Linked DNA regions of Homo sapiens: region 1 is linked to region 2. A link is a loop called in an ENCODE intact Hi-C map of the cell type or tissue named here. Cell type or tissue: PC-3. All regions are shown on one strand. Links, peaks and the distances in the headings refer to the core of each region. The heading gives the core; the rest is flanking DNA.

Region 1 (8,342 bases), core at 336-8,335, 210 kb before region 2:
TGCTAAACATATGACATGAGGTGCAAATTCATTTATTTGAACCATAATATTAAAGGACCTTCTTGAATTTAAATCATCTGATACCAGGTTATGACTTCAACCCCAAGCAGACATGCCCTGGAGAGTTAAGAGACATTTTCAAAGTTTCAAAGACAAAGAAGGCTTCTAACCTGCTCACAGTTAGCCATTACATGCTACCAAGGACTGTTTAATTGGGACTGCCACTCTCAATTAGCCAGTGACAAGTGAATATAAGAGTGAAGAACCAAAATTAGGTACACATGTTACCAATTATTTCCATTAGGGATTATAATGAAATTGTACATTTTGCTTTGGTTTTTCTTTCTTCTCTAGCTCTAACAAGTTATATAAATTAAACTAGTGAGGGAGCAGAGCTTATAGATAACTTTGTCCTTCAAAGTGAGAAAGAACCACATTCATGGAAACTCCTGCAGCTCTTCAACTATGATATTCCATTCTGACCTCAGCATTTGCTCTACAGTGGAGCTTATCCAAATTTCATCTGAGGGCCTCAAGCATAACCAGATGAGGCTCTTTGTGATCCAAACATAGGGTTACTCCTCTTTTCTTCCCCTCTTGTTTACTAAAAAGCAAGAGTATTCAGTTTCTCTTTATGATTCACTAGGTTTCTGACTGGTAGTCCTTCAAAGAGTATTTTACTGGGGTGATAGAAGGGGAAAGGAGGGAAGGGCTGTATACAGTGATGATGCACTAAGCTAAAAAAAACCTTCAGCTTAGATATGCATTTGGAGCTGGTTTAAATAGCCATCCCCCAGAATTGCACTTCAAATTTGAATTTTCTGGTCCTGACAGCTTTAAAATTTATATTTAAATTTGTGTGTTTAAAGATATATATTTAAATGTACATATATATTTAAATATAGATTATTTTTAAATTTTTGGAATGTGCCAAGCACTTTATATAAATTGAGCATGAATTAAAGATAGATTTTAAAGAAAATGTATACCTGAATGTGACTTAATTACCATTAAATATTAACCTGTTTCCTATTTTCATTTGTAGTAAAAAAGAACTGCAAGAATCCAGATATATTTGGAAACTGTAATTTTTTTCATTGTAAACATCATCCAACTTTTTTAGAATCCATTGAAACAATCATCTTACTGTGGTTGTGCTTCTGGTAGGTTGACAGGTTACAAGACACTAAGGGAGTCTGTATGACTTTAAACTCTTCCACAGATCAGGGTAATACTATAATACGCAGCTGATTCTAAAGTTAAATCACTTCCCATGACAGGAACTTCTTACACCTGTCAAAAGCGTGAAGAATTTGAGTCTCCCAGTTATGGGTGGGGTCGAATCAAGTCATGCCTTTTCTCAAGCACAGAAACAGGAGTCTGAAAACTTTTTCTGTAAGAGCCAGGATAGTACGACTGCTGCTACAACTACTCAACTCTGCCACCATTGTAGTGAAAGCAGCCACAGGCAAAAATGTTACACCATTTGTGTAAACAAATGGATGTGGCTGTACTCCAGTAAAACTTTATTTACTAACACAGACTACAGGCTATATTTGGCTCTTGGGGTCATAGTTTGCCAATCCCTGTTTTAGCTTCCAAGCCTCTGATTCTTTTAGCCTTCCATTTCACCTTCCCAGAAAATAAAGAGACTTTGATGTTAAAGAACATGAGTTTAGAATAGAAGGAAATGATTTAGAATCATTTGGGGAACTTGACAAAAATATTGATTCATAGGCCCTACCCTCAAATTTTCATTTAGTAAATCTTACGTGGGTCCCAGAAATGTGAATTTTCTTAAAGCTCCCCCAGTGATTCTGATTCTAAGTCAGCTTTGTGATTCTCTGTTCTAGATAATGGCCCCAGCTTCTGCCATAACTTTATAACATTAGGAATATCACCTTTTATATTAGTCAGCGTAATTAATGCTAGCTGCTGCAACAGCAAGCCCCAAATATCAGTAGCTTAGCCTAGTAAAAATGTATTTCTGTCCCATATCACCTTCTCTTATTTCATACCTATGCCATATAGAACTCTTGGAAAAAAGAAATAGAGAAGGAACTAGAGGTTTTAGATGTCCTAGCACAAAAGCAACACACATGGTACTTCTGCTCACATTTCACCAGCCTAATGAAAACCGTTCATATGGTTTCAACCTAACTGCAAGGGAGGCTGGGGAAAGGAAAGGAGCACAATACCATCAATATTTGGTGAGCTCAAACAGATCACCTGACATGTTTGTATCTGACTCCTCATCTGCCAATCTGGGATAGCATCTGCCTCCTTTAGACCACACAGAAAGAGCAGATGTTCAAAACATGGTTGACCACTAATTAAACTCTGAACAATAGACAGCTTAATGCCCAAAACTATTCCTTATACCTAGCTTTTTGCAAAAATTAGGTTCCTGAAACTCTGGAATGTAATAAATTTGTGTTAATCAAATTAGGTCTTTTTTTAATTAACAAGAAATTCATTATGCAAAACTGGGGCTGTTGTTCTATCTGGCTTCTACAATGGATACACACTGATAGGTGTGTTGACAAAAGGAAACCGCAATTAGCAGATGTATAAATTGTCCTTATGTTTGCAGTTACAAAGGTTGAATGTTGGTCTTAGTAATACTGTGTGCATCCTTGATACACTGCAGTGGAAGATTAAGAAGAAATGTAGAAATTGCCAGTTCCAATCTAGCAGCCAGAGCAGCCAATTCCCAGTTCTCAGAGATGGGGGGAAATACCTGAATGGGAGGCAACTTCTTAACTATTTAGAGACATAGATATCATTTCAAAAGTTATCACCCTTTTTTAAAAAATCAAGGTAGGGGATGAGGAGACGCCCTCCACCAAAAATAAAAAATAATGTTATAGTGTTGTAGATCCTTAAGCTCTTAAGAGAGACAATAGGGATTTCTGCTAAAGTAGGACAGATTTCTGTTAGAAGTTTTTTAAAAATTTCTCAATATTTAGGAAGGTTTTCGTTCCCCACACAGAAACTAAGATAGCATATGAAACTTGACCGAGGAAGGTTTAGGGCTTTGGGAGGAAGAACTAATGAAGTACTTATGAAAATCACAATTTCATTTACCAATGATGACATGGTCTAGAATTGCCCACATACATGATCTGCTTATTCAAGGTCAAAATAAATGCTAATCAATAAAAGGTATTGTCCTCCAGGGCACAGCACTTAGCATAACCTGTGATCTTAAATACTACACAAGAATGGTTTTCTTTAACAGACCTGAGTGTTATAACCAAGTAAACTTGCTACGTAAGTCCTGCCTCTTAACCTTTCATCTCAGGGCCTGTATCTGAGACCTTTGTTTATTAACCTGATAACTCTCCCGCCACAGTTTATCTTGCAAGTGATAGAGCAGTCTCAATATTTCCTAGTAACCAGCCATTTCGGAGAAAGCACAAAACGTTTGTTCAGCCAACATGGTAGTGTCTGGCTGTCTGGCCATCTCCAAGGGGATCTTGGCTTATGTACAACTATAGATATGACAAAGCTGTCTATAATAATTTTAACTGTTGGATGCATTATCTCAATGCTGAAAACCCCTTCATAATTGTACAAACACATAAAACCTGGCAAATAAACTACCTTTTTAAATATAGTGGAATTATCTCTTATCCATTCACCACGGAACTAAATGTAACAAATAACTGTTATAGCACCACAGCATACAACCAGTGGCTTCCTCAGAAACTTCAATCCAATACCTTTTAAAGAAAATAAAACAAGATTTCTAGAGTATTAAACTGGAAGAATATATTTATTCATGTGGTAAGAGTGGTGTTGGGAGGAAGAAAAGGGTTGTACCTTCTTTAGAATACTACATGTCTATAGACTCGGAATCTCATCATTACCAAAAGCTTATATACAAGATTTATTTCCAATAGAAAACAGGTCAATAGCCTTCCCATAGATAAGGACTTGAAACTGTGAGCAATTATCTAATAAAAGCTTTTAAACTAAATTGCTAATTAAGGTGAATTTAATATGCATATCAGGCAGGAATGAGGAGCGTGTAATTTATGTATCACAAAGCCTAGAACAAGTATATTACAATTCAGTAGTTTAGAGATATTATTTTTTGATTAAAGTATATTACAAACAAATGCCCTTTCCCCTGATTTCAAGATCAACAGGAAGACATTGAGATTTTACCACTTTCTTAAGGCCATTGGTTTCATAAGTTACAGAAATTTAGAGCAGAAGTGATCTTAAGGGATTATCTAAAAACTGCTTCATTTTACAGATGAAGAAAGTGATGCCCAGAAAGGTTAAAGAACTTGTGCAAAGAACAAAATCCAGGCAAGACTTCTCTGGGCTCTACTCTTACATCCTCCATTTTCCAGCTGCACATAAATAGCAAAGGTTGGTTTTCCACATAAGCTTTGGGGAACTGTAACTAGAAAGATATTTGAATGATAGGCATTCATAAGCACTCCTAAAGGAAGCAAGAATTGTTAGCTTTGAAATAACACAACCGCTGTTCTCAAGTGCTGAATGACAACTTTTTGCTCATCTGTTAAAATTTAGTTGCTGTAGGCCGGGCGCAGTGGCTTACGCCTGTATTCCCAGCACTTTGGGAGGCCAAGGCAGGTGGATCACGAGGTCAGGGGTTCAAGACCAGCCTGGCCAAGATAGTGAAACTCCTTGTCTACTAAAAATGCCAAAAAAAATTATCCAGGTGTGGTGGCAGGCCTCTGTAACCTCAGCTACTTGAGAGGCTGAGGCAGAGAATTGCTTGAACCCGGGAGGCAGAGGTTGCAGTGAGCCGAGATCATGCCACTGCACTCCAGCCTGGGTGACAGAGCGAGACTCCATCTCAAAAAAAAAAAAAAAATGTAGTTGCTGTAAAAATAACAAACATTTTTCACTTGTCCCTAACTCATCTTGTTAACAGTGACAAATGACTCATTGAGAAATGACTTTTAACAGCTTCCAATTGCCTGATGAATTTTTATAACTGCCTTTTACTGGGTCAAGGAGCAGCCATGTGTAACCCTTTGGGGCCATTATTGGGTACAAACTCTGTGGCAATCGCACTTGCTATATCATTCATTCAGTTGATAAGCCAGAGGGATCAAAGTTAACATGCTCACACTTAGTACACCTCATCCCCCGAAGGAAAGAGAAATGCCTGCCCTTGGCTTCAATGAAAAACACGTAAGAGAACATGTAGGTGGATAGGAACAACATTAGCAATACTATAGCACAATCCCAAGAGCATGACAAGAGGCCCCTTGCACTATTATATCCATATACAAAAGTCCACATATATATTTCTAAAGAAAGGTACAAAATAGAATCCTTTGCATCGTAATACTTTAGAGCTCAGACAAAAATCCACTTCTCCTGATATCTATTCTAATGTTCTCTCCTTTATACTCATAGATCATAATGACTCATTAAAACTTCCAGCAAGCTTGTGTGTTAAAATAATCTTTTTTTTTTTTTTTTTGAGACAAGAGTCCCCCACTGTCACCCAGGCTGGAGTGCAGTGGTGCGATCTCAGCTCATTGCAACCTCCGCCTCCCGGGTTCAAGTGATTCTCCTGTCTCAGCCTCCCCAGTAGCTGGGATTATAGGCACATGCCATGCTACCCTGCCTGACTAATTTTTGTATTTTTAGCAGAGATGGGGTTTCACCATGTTGACCAGGCTGGTCTTGATCTCTTGACCTCAAGTGATTTGTCTGCCTCGGCCTCCCGAAGTGCTGGGATTGCAAGCGTGATCCACCACACCCGACCTAAAATAATCTTATGTGATGGCAACTTTTAGATTCCTAATTGTAGGTATTCTAATCTAATTCTAATCTATTCTTTTTTTGTTTTGTTTTTTTGAGACGGAGTCTTGCTTTGTCATCCAGGCTGGAGTGCAATGGCGCGATCTCTGCTCACTGCAACTTCCGCCTCCCGGGTTCAAGCGATTCTCTTGCCTCAGCCTTCCAAGTGGCTGGGATTACAGGCACCTGCCACCACGCCCGGTTACTTTTTGTATTTTTAGTAGAGACAGGGTTTCACTGTGTTGGCCAGGCTGGTCTCGAACTCCTGACCTCGTGATCCACCCGCCTTGGCCTCCCAAAGTGCTGGGATTACAGGCGTGAGACACCGCGCCTGGCCAATGCTAATCTATTCTTAAAGATTCTCTTTGTGAAAAGAACTATTGTGGCTTACTACTATAACTTCTCCTTTTTTTCTCTTCACTAAAAAACTAATTTAAAACGGAGTGACTAATTTATTGCTGTGCTCAATTGTGTTAATAATGCCTGAACTAAAATAAAAATTGCTTTGTCAGGGTGGAGGAAATATGAAAAAAATATTTTTAATTTTCTTTCATAACGTTTTAAAGTTGCTCTCATAATGATGAACTTTTGAAAAATTACTTATGCTCTCACTTTGAAAATTATTACAGGGTCTTTCTAAGGAAAAAGGAGGACCTGAATTTAAGAGTAACCTTGAGTTAAAAAGAAAAAGCAAAGTGATAAGATCAAAGGCAAAATTAGCCCTAAGGACTTCAGGTTCTCTGAAAAATTTGTTCTCTTCCCAAACATCAGTTAGAATAAAGCAGATGTACTGTTCTTTAGTCAGCCGGATACAATCAAAGCATTACCTTCTATATCAATGGAACAAGAATTTCCATAAATTATTAAGGACAGCCTATTTGGACTGAAGGTCAAAGACGCCCTTTTTAAAAGTATGTTTGCACTTCAGTTAGTACAGTTTTCTCTTTTTCATTTGCAGAAAGTAAGTGGTTAAAACTATAATGCTGAAGAAAAATGTCCTCCTGAGTCACAAAGCTAAGAATGTCTAGAGCCACTTCCGAATATAAGTTTTTTCTGGAGATTTATACCTCTGCTGATTCACAACTTCCCAAACACTGAGAGGATGAGGGGGGGAAAGGTAGCCGCCTCTTCCAGTTAACTATAAAATGTATTTTTTAAAAATCATATGGTCTTTAGAAATGTGAAAGCAGTTGGGCTCTTTATATTTACAGAAATTAAGATTTCCCCCACTTAAATATATTTTTATATGAGTTACTTATTGGGTAGGGGAAGATAGCACTGTGGAGGGAAGAGAATATTCCTTCTCATTTGATATTTTTAAGAATCACAAAGACAAACGGCAAACTAAGTTGCACAATGAAAGATCATCCCAACTGATGAGCTAAACTTACAAAGTGTGAACCAAAGAAATGAATGACAACTGGCAAAAAGATCCAACTGTGATGGACTCTTAGACACACAGACTAGTTACATGAATATAATGCTGTTTTCTTTACCAGCAACAATTTCTCTCAAGGATAAGAAAAAGGGAAACACACATTAACACAGGATCTGCTGTGCCAGAGGCTTTGCTGAGGTTTTACTGGACACCTTTAAACCTCAGTGTAAGCCTGCAATGGCTCCCATTTTATAAGGATAAGAAAGGCCCAAACAGAGATGAGGGTAACAACATGTACTAACTACCTACTACGTGCATTCATTCAACAAATATTAATTAATTGATGTATTCATTAAGTCCACCTGGAGTCAGGAAAATTAAAAAATATCCTGTTTCCTGAAAACTAAATTGACAAATCTAAAATGGCTTGGAGACATCAGGACAAAGGGAACACTAAACACCCATTTCAGTTTACCAGCGCTAGCAGCAGGGATGATTGACATGCACGGAATAGAGGACAATGATCTAATTGCTCAGAATCCATATGTTTGTGTGAAACCATCTAGCATTCTGCGCTGTCCAAGACAGTAATCGCTAGCAATATGTAGCAATTTAATTTAAACTTAAATTAGTTAAAAACTCAGGGAAGTTAAAACTTTAGTTCCTCGGTCACAGTAGCTACACATCAAGTGCTCAATAGCCACTTCAGACAAGTGGCTACTGTAATGGACAGTGCAGATATAGAACACACCACCATCACAGAATGTCCTATTGGATAGCACTGTTGGATTCTAAACATCCTAAATCAGATAAGGAATTTAACATATACTCTTGATTCAGAGGGCTTTTTTTTTAAAATACTACTTTACATTTATATAGCACTTCATGATTTTCCAAAGACTGAAAAGGAGTATTTATCTGATCCATGCTAAAATTATACTCCTACTATGGTGAAGGAACTTGGAATTTAGAGAAGTTATGTGACTGACAAGGTCATATATTAGTATCCAAGAGCAGAGAAGATAATCTCAGTCTCCTAGTTCAGCATTTTCAGAGCAGAGTGAAAATATAATCACTCAGAAGTCCAACACAGCTTTGAATCTCATCTTCAATACAGACCAGTTGTATGACGTGGAACAAGTATTTAGCATTCTGGGCTTCAGTTTCC
Region 2 (8,336 bases), core at 1-8,000:
TCAGTTGCTAGCAACTAATGCTGGCAGAGTGAAGATAATCAAAGAATCAACCCAATCATATTAAAACACAAATAAATGATACTAAAAAAATACTAAAAATTAATTAAAAAAATAACTTTTTTCTCCTTTCAAGAAAAGCTTTTACATATGTAAGTTCATAAGAATTTCTGTTAAGATTTTCTGGCTTTGGACTCTGTATTCAACCAATCACTAGCAGAAACTGAATGATAAATATGTAGGTAATGGGAATGAGGCTATTTACATGAAGTCCATTTCCTGACCAATGGGCTTCACTGAGTTCCCCCTTCATGTAGGCAACCATAAACCACTAAAAGTTTAAAGAGCAGAACACAGATAGGAGGAGAGCTGTGAATGATTAAAATCAGTATCACAATTCTGAGAAAGATGAATTGGAGTAAGATGCTTGGTTGGAGGCCAGTTAGGAAGTTCCTGTAATTATCTAGGTGAGAGGTAATGAAAACCTGAAATTGAGCAGTTACTGCGGAGTTGGACAAGACTGTGCTTGGCACAGTCACAAGATGGATAGCCTCTAGGTCAATTTTTCAGTCCAGATAAGAGTAAGTATTTCTTATCTCAAAAATATTAATATATACCATATGTTTTTAATATGTCCTTAATCTGTACAAGAAAAGTTTTAGGGAAAAACATCTTGTATTTTCCCAAGTAGACTATCCCACAGATTTAGTTTATAATATTAATAGCTTCATAAACACCTTTACTTCCAGACTAAAATTCCATCTTCATGTAGTGTTTTCCTACTGAAAGACTGTGTTTATCTTTTTTCCCTATTATTTTGTACTTTTTTCATGGATATTTCAATCCTTGGCCACTTTTATTTGTTATGTTTATTCAGCCTAAATCCATGGATATGCATATATTTAAGCTGGTTAGTATTTATTTCTGCTTTACCCTAACACCACTGCAGAATAAATGATAACGCAAAGCAGGAAGCCAGGCAGAACCTGTGAAAAAGAAACTCTTCTCTTCTAGACCACAAGGCTCATTCTATTTCTAGATATAAACAGCTTATACTTGTTAAAAGGAAGTACCTCAAAAAAAAAAAGAGGATGCATTCTAAAAAATTCAGAGAAGTTTGAATATTGTCTGGAAGAAAAGACTAGTTTATATACTCAAAAAAATTTATCTAGGCTGGGCACAGTGGCTTACACTTGTAATCCCAGCACTTTGGGAGGCCAAGGCAGGCAGATTACCTGAGGTCAGGAGTTCAAAACAAGCCTGGCCAACATGGTGAAACCTTGTCTCTTCTAAACAAACAAACAAACAAAAAATTAGCTGGGCGTGGTGGTGCGCCTGTACAGAAGGCTGAGGTAGGAGAATCACTTGAACCCAGGAGGCAGAGGTTACAGTGAGCCGAGATTGTGCCACTGCACTCCAGCCTGGGTGACAGACTAAGAATCCATCTCAAAAATAAAGAAATAATAAATTTAAAAAATTGATCTATATGCCAGGGAGGGATCTTTGAACAGGCTCAATAAAAGGCACCCCTCTTACCTACTTGGTTCTAAACCAATTGAGAAATAAGACAAAGGAATACAGCACATAAGAATCGAAATATCACCTTTCTTTCTAATAAATGCTTGTAAAAAGAGAATGTGGCTTTTATGTGTAACACAAATAGGCTTTCTAGAACGGATGCCCAGAATGAGTCACAGGCAACACTAGACAAGGGCAGGTCTCCCCACAAGGAATATCAGAGAAAAACAGTGAAGAATGGCTACTCCCAAAGGCAGGAGAGTAGAAGGTGTTAGGCTGTGCTTACCCAATTTCTCCTAAACCCACCAACAAATTAGCAGAAGGAGTGAGGGAGAGGTGTGAGAGGCTGGGTGTCAGGGCTAAGCGGGACAGCCTCCACATGAAGGAAGGATCTGAAGTATGGAATCTACTTACCCATCACCATTTACCCAGTCAATCTATACAACATACTGATAAAGACAGCAGGAGAAGATTCATTTAATGGCCATTGAAAGATACACATTGATTTTGATAAGAATTACAACAAATAATATTTCTTTTTTTCTTCCATTTTTTTTTTTTGACAGTCTTGCTCTGTTGCCGGGCTGGAGTGCAGTGGTGCAATCTCAGCTCACTGCAGCCTCCCCCTCCTGGGTTCAAGTGATGCCCCTGCCTTAGCCTCCCAACCAAGTAGCTTGGATTACAGGCATGTGCCACCACACCTGGCTAATTTTTTGTATTTTAGTAGAAATGGGGTTTCATCATGTTGGCCAAGATGGTCTCGATCTCCTGACCTCAGGTGATCTGCCCGCCTCAGCCTCCCAAAGTGTTGGGATTACAGGCGTGAGCCACCACGCCCAGCCACAAATAATATTTCTAAGAGTTGCTTCCAGAGGATAAAAACAGCCTTGGAAGTAAAAAAATTTTATGATAGCAGCAATGTGTGCTATGTCTGGAAAAACAATAAAGGGACATAAAAATGGATCAGAAATTTAAAATATATATTATTTTATATTTTTATATATAAAAAGCAAGAATCTGAGTGTTAATACCGTATGTCCTTGAAGTGTATAGATGAGCCTTCCTTCTAAGAGGTCCAGAATCTTAAGGGTACCATCTGAAGAAGCTGTGATGAGATAGTTACCCGAAGGATGGAATGATATGCAATTAACTCCACCGCTGTGAACTGATTTGTAGAAAATAAAAGCAAAAAGTTCAGAGAACAATTCTTACTTTTGAAGATACCCCAGTGCCTTATTAGCAATAGGTTGTAAACAAGAGCACTGTTTCCACAACAACAAAACTCTATATGGCTCACTAAAACGAGTATTTTGGCATCACATAGCTCTAAGCTTCCAGTTAGAGAGCCAGAATAACTTTAAAAATGAGACTGTGTCACGGAAAGGTAATCTTATTGACCACATTACTATAAATTCTTTGGATATATTGCCAATAAAACTGACAGTTAATCATCACCAGCTCAGATAGGGTATATAACCTAGTCTCAAATTAAAGGTAATAACTAATTAGTGGCTTGGGATTAAAGGGAGAAAAGTGTGGAGACAGTTTGAAACGGGCACAGTCCTGCCATCATGCTTGAGACTTTGTCTCCAGACAGTATCCTTCCAACAGGAGGCAGTATAACACAATGATCAAAAGTTAATTTTTCTATGCACTGTGTAAGCAGGAAGACCTAAGTAGTTCTATTGATTCTTTGAGCAAGTTAATTACCCTATTTAAATCTCAATTTCCTTATCTTAAAAATGTGAGTAATAATGATACCTCCTAGGAATATTGTTTAGATTTGGCACAGTGTCTGCTACATAGTAAACACTGGAAAAGCTACTATGTTTAATAATCATTTCGATTTAATATAAATCCAATATAAACCAAGAAAATTCACTTCTCTTTTAGTTCAATATCAATACATAGGCATAGTAGGTAGTTGTTTTCTACCAGTTATAACACCTATTTGTGCTCACGTAACTCCCTGTGATTCAGAATTCAGTCATTTCTATCCTGACTTCTCACACAATGCTGATAACCAGAATTTGAAAATCTCATAGCAACTTCTTTTTTTTTCTTTAAACCAGCCCTCACATCATTTTTAAGGTCTCTTCACTTCCTGCTGTCCTTGAGCTTCTGAGACCCTGCTGTTGATGGGAGCTAATTATACTATTCTCTAGCCTGTTCCAAGGCAGCCCATGACCCCAAGTAAGACAGCCAAACCACACCAACAAGGAGAATCAGTCCTTCCAAAAGGAGTCCATTCGGTAACTGAATTTTTTGTTAGGAAAATTGTTACCTTGGTAATGCTGTAGTAATTTGTTCACTCTTACATCCCAGACTTTCACAGTTTGATCAGAACCTGCTGAAGCTATGCATGTACCACTAGGGTTAAAGTCCACAAAATTTGCAAATCTAGGAGGAAAGAATAAGATGACCTAATATTTCAATTTCTTTTTTTTTTTTTTTTGAGACGGAATCTCACTCTTGTCACCCAGGCTGGAGTGCAGTGGCGCAATGTCAGCTCACCGCAACCTCCGCCTCCTGGGTTCAAGTGATTCTTCCACCTCAGCCTCCCGAGTAGCTGGAATTACAGGCACATATCACCATGCCCAGGTAATTTTTGTATTTTTAGTGGAGACAGGGTTTCACTATGTTGGTCAGGCTGGTCTCAAACTCCTGACCTCAGGTGATCCGCCTGCCTCAGCCTCCCGAAGTGCTGGCATTACAGGCGTGAGCCACTGCACCCGGCCATATTTCAATTTCTTTACTCATTTATTTATTTAAATTGTTATAATCAAACGTCTCCTTAGAAAACTAACCCACATAAATGCACAAAGAAAGTGTACTTACCCAACGGAATCTGAGAAGTTATTAACACATTGCTTATTTGTGGTATCCCAAATTTTAATAGTTTTATCCTCACTACATGACACAATTAGTCTTCCATCGGGTGAAAATCTAGAAAGAAGAAGAAAGAAGATGTTTTATGTGAAAGGCTCTGGAGAGTCACCACCTCACCTCTACACCACAAATAAACCAGGCTGTAAATATTAAATACCAGAGACCACTGTTACCATCCCATGCAGTAAAGTCATATTCTGCAGCCAAGATCTTCATCATGACAAACAACACTGACAGACCATTAAAAGGTCAAAATATGCTATGTAGACTAACCAAGTTGCTTTTTTCCTTTTATTCTTTTATTAAAATAATTTTGGTTTTATTGCATCTGCTTTGGGGTTTTGATTCAATTCTGTACTCACTCTAAGCCAAGTGCCTTGTATTTTTAAAAGAACTCTCTTCTATTTCTGTCACTTGCCAGCATTATCCATATGATTCAAGAGAGAGCCTTTATTACTCATCCGACCAAGCTTGCAGTGAAACTTTTTGTAAGAAAAGGAATGGTGTGTTGAGAATTAAAATTAAGTGACATCACCAACAAAAGAACCTAACTGCCCATGCCTGTAACTTCCTGGACTTGGGGAGGCCAGAGAGCTCCAATGGACTGAAAATAGGACAATTCATTTATACAGAACAGAACAGAAGTTCCTTCATGGAGAAATCTATCATCCACACGCCCCATTAAAAAGCAAATGAGAAAAATCTCAGACATCTTGTCTGCTGTTTTATGCTGTCTATTCCTTTAATATCCTTCCCAAGGTTCTTTTTTTATTGTTTGGCCACAATGCCTTTTAAATATAAACAGAAAAGCAGAAGACCACAGAGAAAATAAAAACAAATTTTAGACTATTAGAAAACTATGAATAGTATTTTTATTATTAATATTTTCACAGTAACAAAAACCAAAAAAGACAGATTTGGGTCACAGACTATATTTCAATTTTATTTGTAGTTTCCCTCTATGCCCACAGTAAAGATTACTATGAGTCATCAATTAAGGGTGTGGAATATAATTGAAGATTTTTCTTTTTGTTCTCTCCCTACTCCCATTCTTAAGGCTGACCTAAAATTAATTCTTTGTGACAGAAACTTTGCATCTGGCGTTCACAGATTCACACAGAAAAAAGGCACAAAGAAGTTCCATGTGAAATAATATTTAAAAATCAAGAAGTCTGGGTGCAGTGGCTCATGCCCGTAATCCCAGCACTTTGGGAGGCTGAGGCAGGCGGATCACCTGAGGTCAGGAGTTCGAGACCAGCCTGGCCAACAGGGTGAAACCCTGCCTCCACTAAAATAGCCAGGCATAGTGGCAGGTGCCTGTAATCCCAGCTACTCAGGAGGCTGAGGCAGGAAAACCACCTGAACCCAGGAGGCAGAGGTTGCAGTAAGCTGCGATTGTGCCACTGCACTCCAGCTTGGGCGACAGAGCAAGACTCGCCTCAGAAAAGAAAAAAAAAAAAAAAAAAAAGTCAAGAAAATAACCTTTCAAGGAAAAATTTTCCATGCTGGGTAGTTTACCCTGATTTTACAGTAAGTAAAAATTTATTAATATTTTCTTTCAGAAAATGTGAGAAAGATTCAAATCTGAAGGGCAGTATTATAAAAAGGCTCCAAACAGAGGAAGCTTATTATATATAGAACCTGGGGAAAAAAACCTACTCAGTATCCCCACGGATAAACTTGGCATAATAATTATAAAAAACTGGCCAGGCGCGGTGGCTCATGCCTGTAATCCCAGCAGTTTGGGAGGCCGAGGCAGGCGGATCACCTGAGGTCAGGAGTTTGAGACCAGCCTGGACAACATGGTGAAACCCCATGTCTACTAAAAAATACAAAAATTAGTGGGGCATGGTGGCAGGTGCCTGTAATCCCAGCTACTTAGGAAGCTGAGGCAGGAGAATTGCTCGAACCCGGGAGGCAGAGGTTGCAGTGAGCCGAGATTGCACCACTGCACTCTAGCCTGGGTTACAGAGTAAGACTCTGTCTCAAAAGGAAAAAAAAAAAACCTGTAAAAAACTAATGCAAGGGATCAAATTGTCTTACTTACTAAGCTTCTTTTTAAAAAATATTACTTAATGTGACTATGTTAAGTGACCAAAATATTTCTATGAGAGGACTTAACTCTTACATTTCAAGAAAGCAATTATGGAGAAAAATATTTAATAAAATGAAATGCTTAGATAATAACAAAATATAGAAGTACTTACCCTATGACATCAACCAAATACTACCACCACCATCACATCATTATCCTACCCACATTCCTTGAGCACATGTGTCCTAGAACGGTTATTAACACATTACATGTAGCAACTCATTTAATTTTCAGCATAACCCAGTAAAACAGGTGCTACTGCTTGTCTCAATTTACAGTGAAGAAACAGAGGCACATAAAGGATAAGTAACTGCCAGTGTTATCAGGTCAGTGGGGAGAGGGGTCTGGATTTGAATCAGGCAGTTGTTTCCACAGCCAAATCTCTGAACCACTCTGCTTAAGTCTGACAAAAAGGAAAGTGTCTTCTACTGGCCCAAATTACTTAGAGCACTGGAAGTTCTGTGTGGCTTCTGTGTAAACAACAGAAGGTTCTAAAGTGGAGAGGAACCACGAGGCAGTGCTGTTAGGAGGCTATACACCATCCTTGAATAAACATCTGTGTGTGTTGCCATAAGCTGTAGGTAAAACAGACATGGTCCCTGTCCTTGTGGAGTTTGTGGGAAAAATTTTCACCCACTGATTCATTCAAAGATTCCCTGAGCACTTGTCAGTACCTGGCACTGGGCACTGCTGTGGGTAGTAGGAATATAGCTGTGAATGAGACTGGCAAGATCCCTGCCCTTATGAGGCTTTTGTTCTAGGGAGAAGGGAGGGCACACAAAAAACATAATTTTAGAAAGTGATAGGAAAAAGGGTTGTTAACAAAACAGGTGCCAATTTGTTACCAGAAGCTCCATAGAGGAAACAGGATTTTAAAGAAACTTGCAAATGAGGAAAAGTGTTATCTTGGTCAGCTAAAAGTGCCTCCTGAGCAGGAGGGCCCATAGCTGGGAGAAATTTCCCAGAGCAAAATAAATGAAGGGATGTGAACCTCGAATGAGTTAAAGTACAGGCAGTGGCTGGGAAGAACCTGGTGCCAGAAGGAGGCGAGGTTTCTACCATCAACTTAACAGAAACTAAAGGGGACTGAGGTTAAGGCCTTCCCCCTGCTCTGGTCACTGCATTATAATCCTGCATATGCTCTCTGTATGTGTTTTTTTGCATTTGAGGTGGCTGAAAGTGAGAATGATGATTTCTATTTCCTCCTCCTCCCTTTTATTTTTAATTAGATACATCAAAAATAGGTTAGCACCAATAAAACAGGCTTCTCTTTGCCTTGACTTTGATTAGGAAAGGTTAGTCCTTTATCGTCAGGGCTCAAATAACATCTAACTAGACTTTTAAGAATTTAAAGAGGATATAAAATTTCTACTAAGACATTAATAGATTTCTGACTCTCTTAATTTAGTACCACCCAACTGCCTTTAAAAACGTCTACAAAGTGTGTCACCAAGATGAATATTACATTAGTCAATAGTGACTACTGGATCAGCAAACATGGACATTCGAGAGTTTAAGAGGCATATGAGAAGTTAGCTGAACTACTACTGAATTCCTTAAACTTTACTGGTATTCACTCAAAAGAATGAGGGAATTCTTTTTTTTTTTTTTTTTTTTTTTTGAGACAGGGTCACCCAGGCTGGAAAGCAGTGGTGCAATCTCGGCTTATTTCAGCCTCGACCTCCAGGGCTCAGGTGATCATCCCACCTTAGCCTCCCAAATAACTGGGATTACAGGCTTGTGCCACCTTGCACGGCGAAGTTTTGTAATTTTTGTAGAGACAGGGTTTCGCCATGTTGCCCAGGCTGGTCTTGAACCCCTGGGCTCAAGCAATCCT

The links. Peaks named below come from ENCODE experiments on the same cell type or tissue, not always from the same donor. Only the 100,000 strongest peaks of a DNase experiment are listed, where the experiment ranks them.
Region 1: a loop joins it to region 2, with 2.4 times the contacts of the local background. A loop is called at or near these places in 2 of 110 quality-filtered maps.

The regions. Positions count from the first base shown.
Region 1 is chr12:89,260,794-89,269,135 of GRCh38, forward strand. No RefSeq gene overlaps it. Among named protein-coding and RNA genes, the nearest start is that of DUSP6, 88 kb to the right of the region's middle. RefSeq lists silencers at 1,225-1,425, 3,205-3,405. In PC-3, for the core only: no CTCF peak of the experiment used is centred there; no DNase peak of the experiment used is centred there; H3K27ac peaks cover 606 bases.
Region 2 is chr12:89,467,815-89,476,150 of GRCh38, forward strand. POC1B-DUSP6 (POC1B-DUSP6 readthrough) reads right to left here. Exons shown (of 11, transcript NR_189589.1): 5 at 4,354-4,461; 6 at 3,800-3,915; 7 at 2,547-2,680. POC1B (POC1 centriolar protein B) reads right to left here. Exons shown (of 12, transcript NM_172240.3): 5 at 4,354-4,461; 6 at 3,800-3,915; 7 at 2,547-2,680. Among named protein-coding and RNA genes, the nearest start is that of GALNT4, 53 kb to the right of the region's middle. RefSeq lists a silencer at 3,090-3,209. In PC-3, for the core only: a CTCF peak has its summit at 3,111 (motif pointing right); DNase peaks (open chromatin) are centred at 1,697, 7,107 and 7,967; H3K4me3 peaks cover 505 bases; H3K27ac peaks cover 3,953 bases.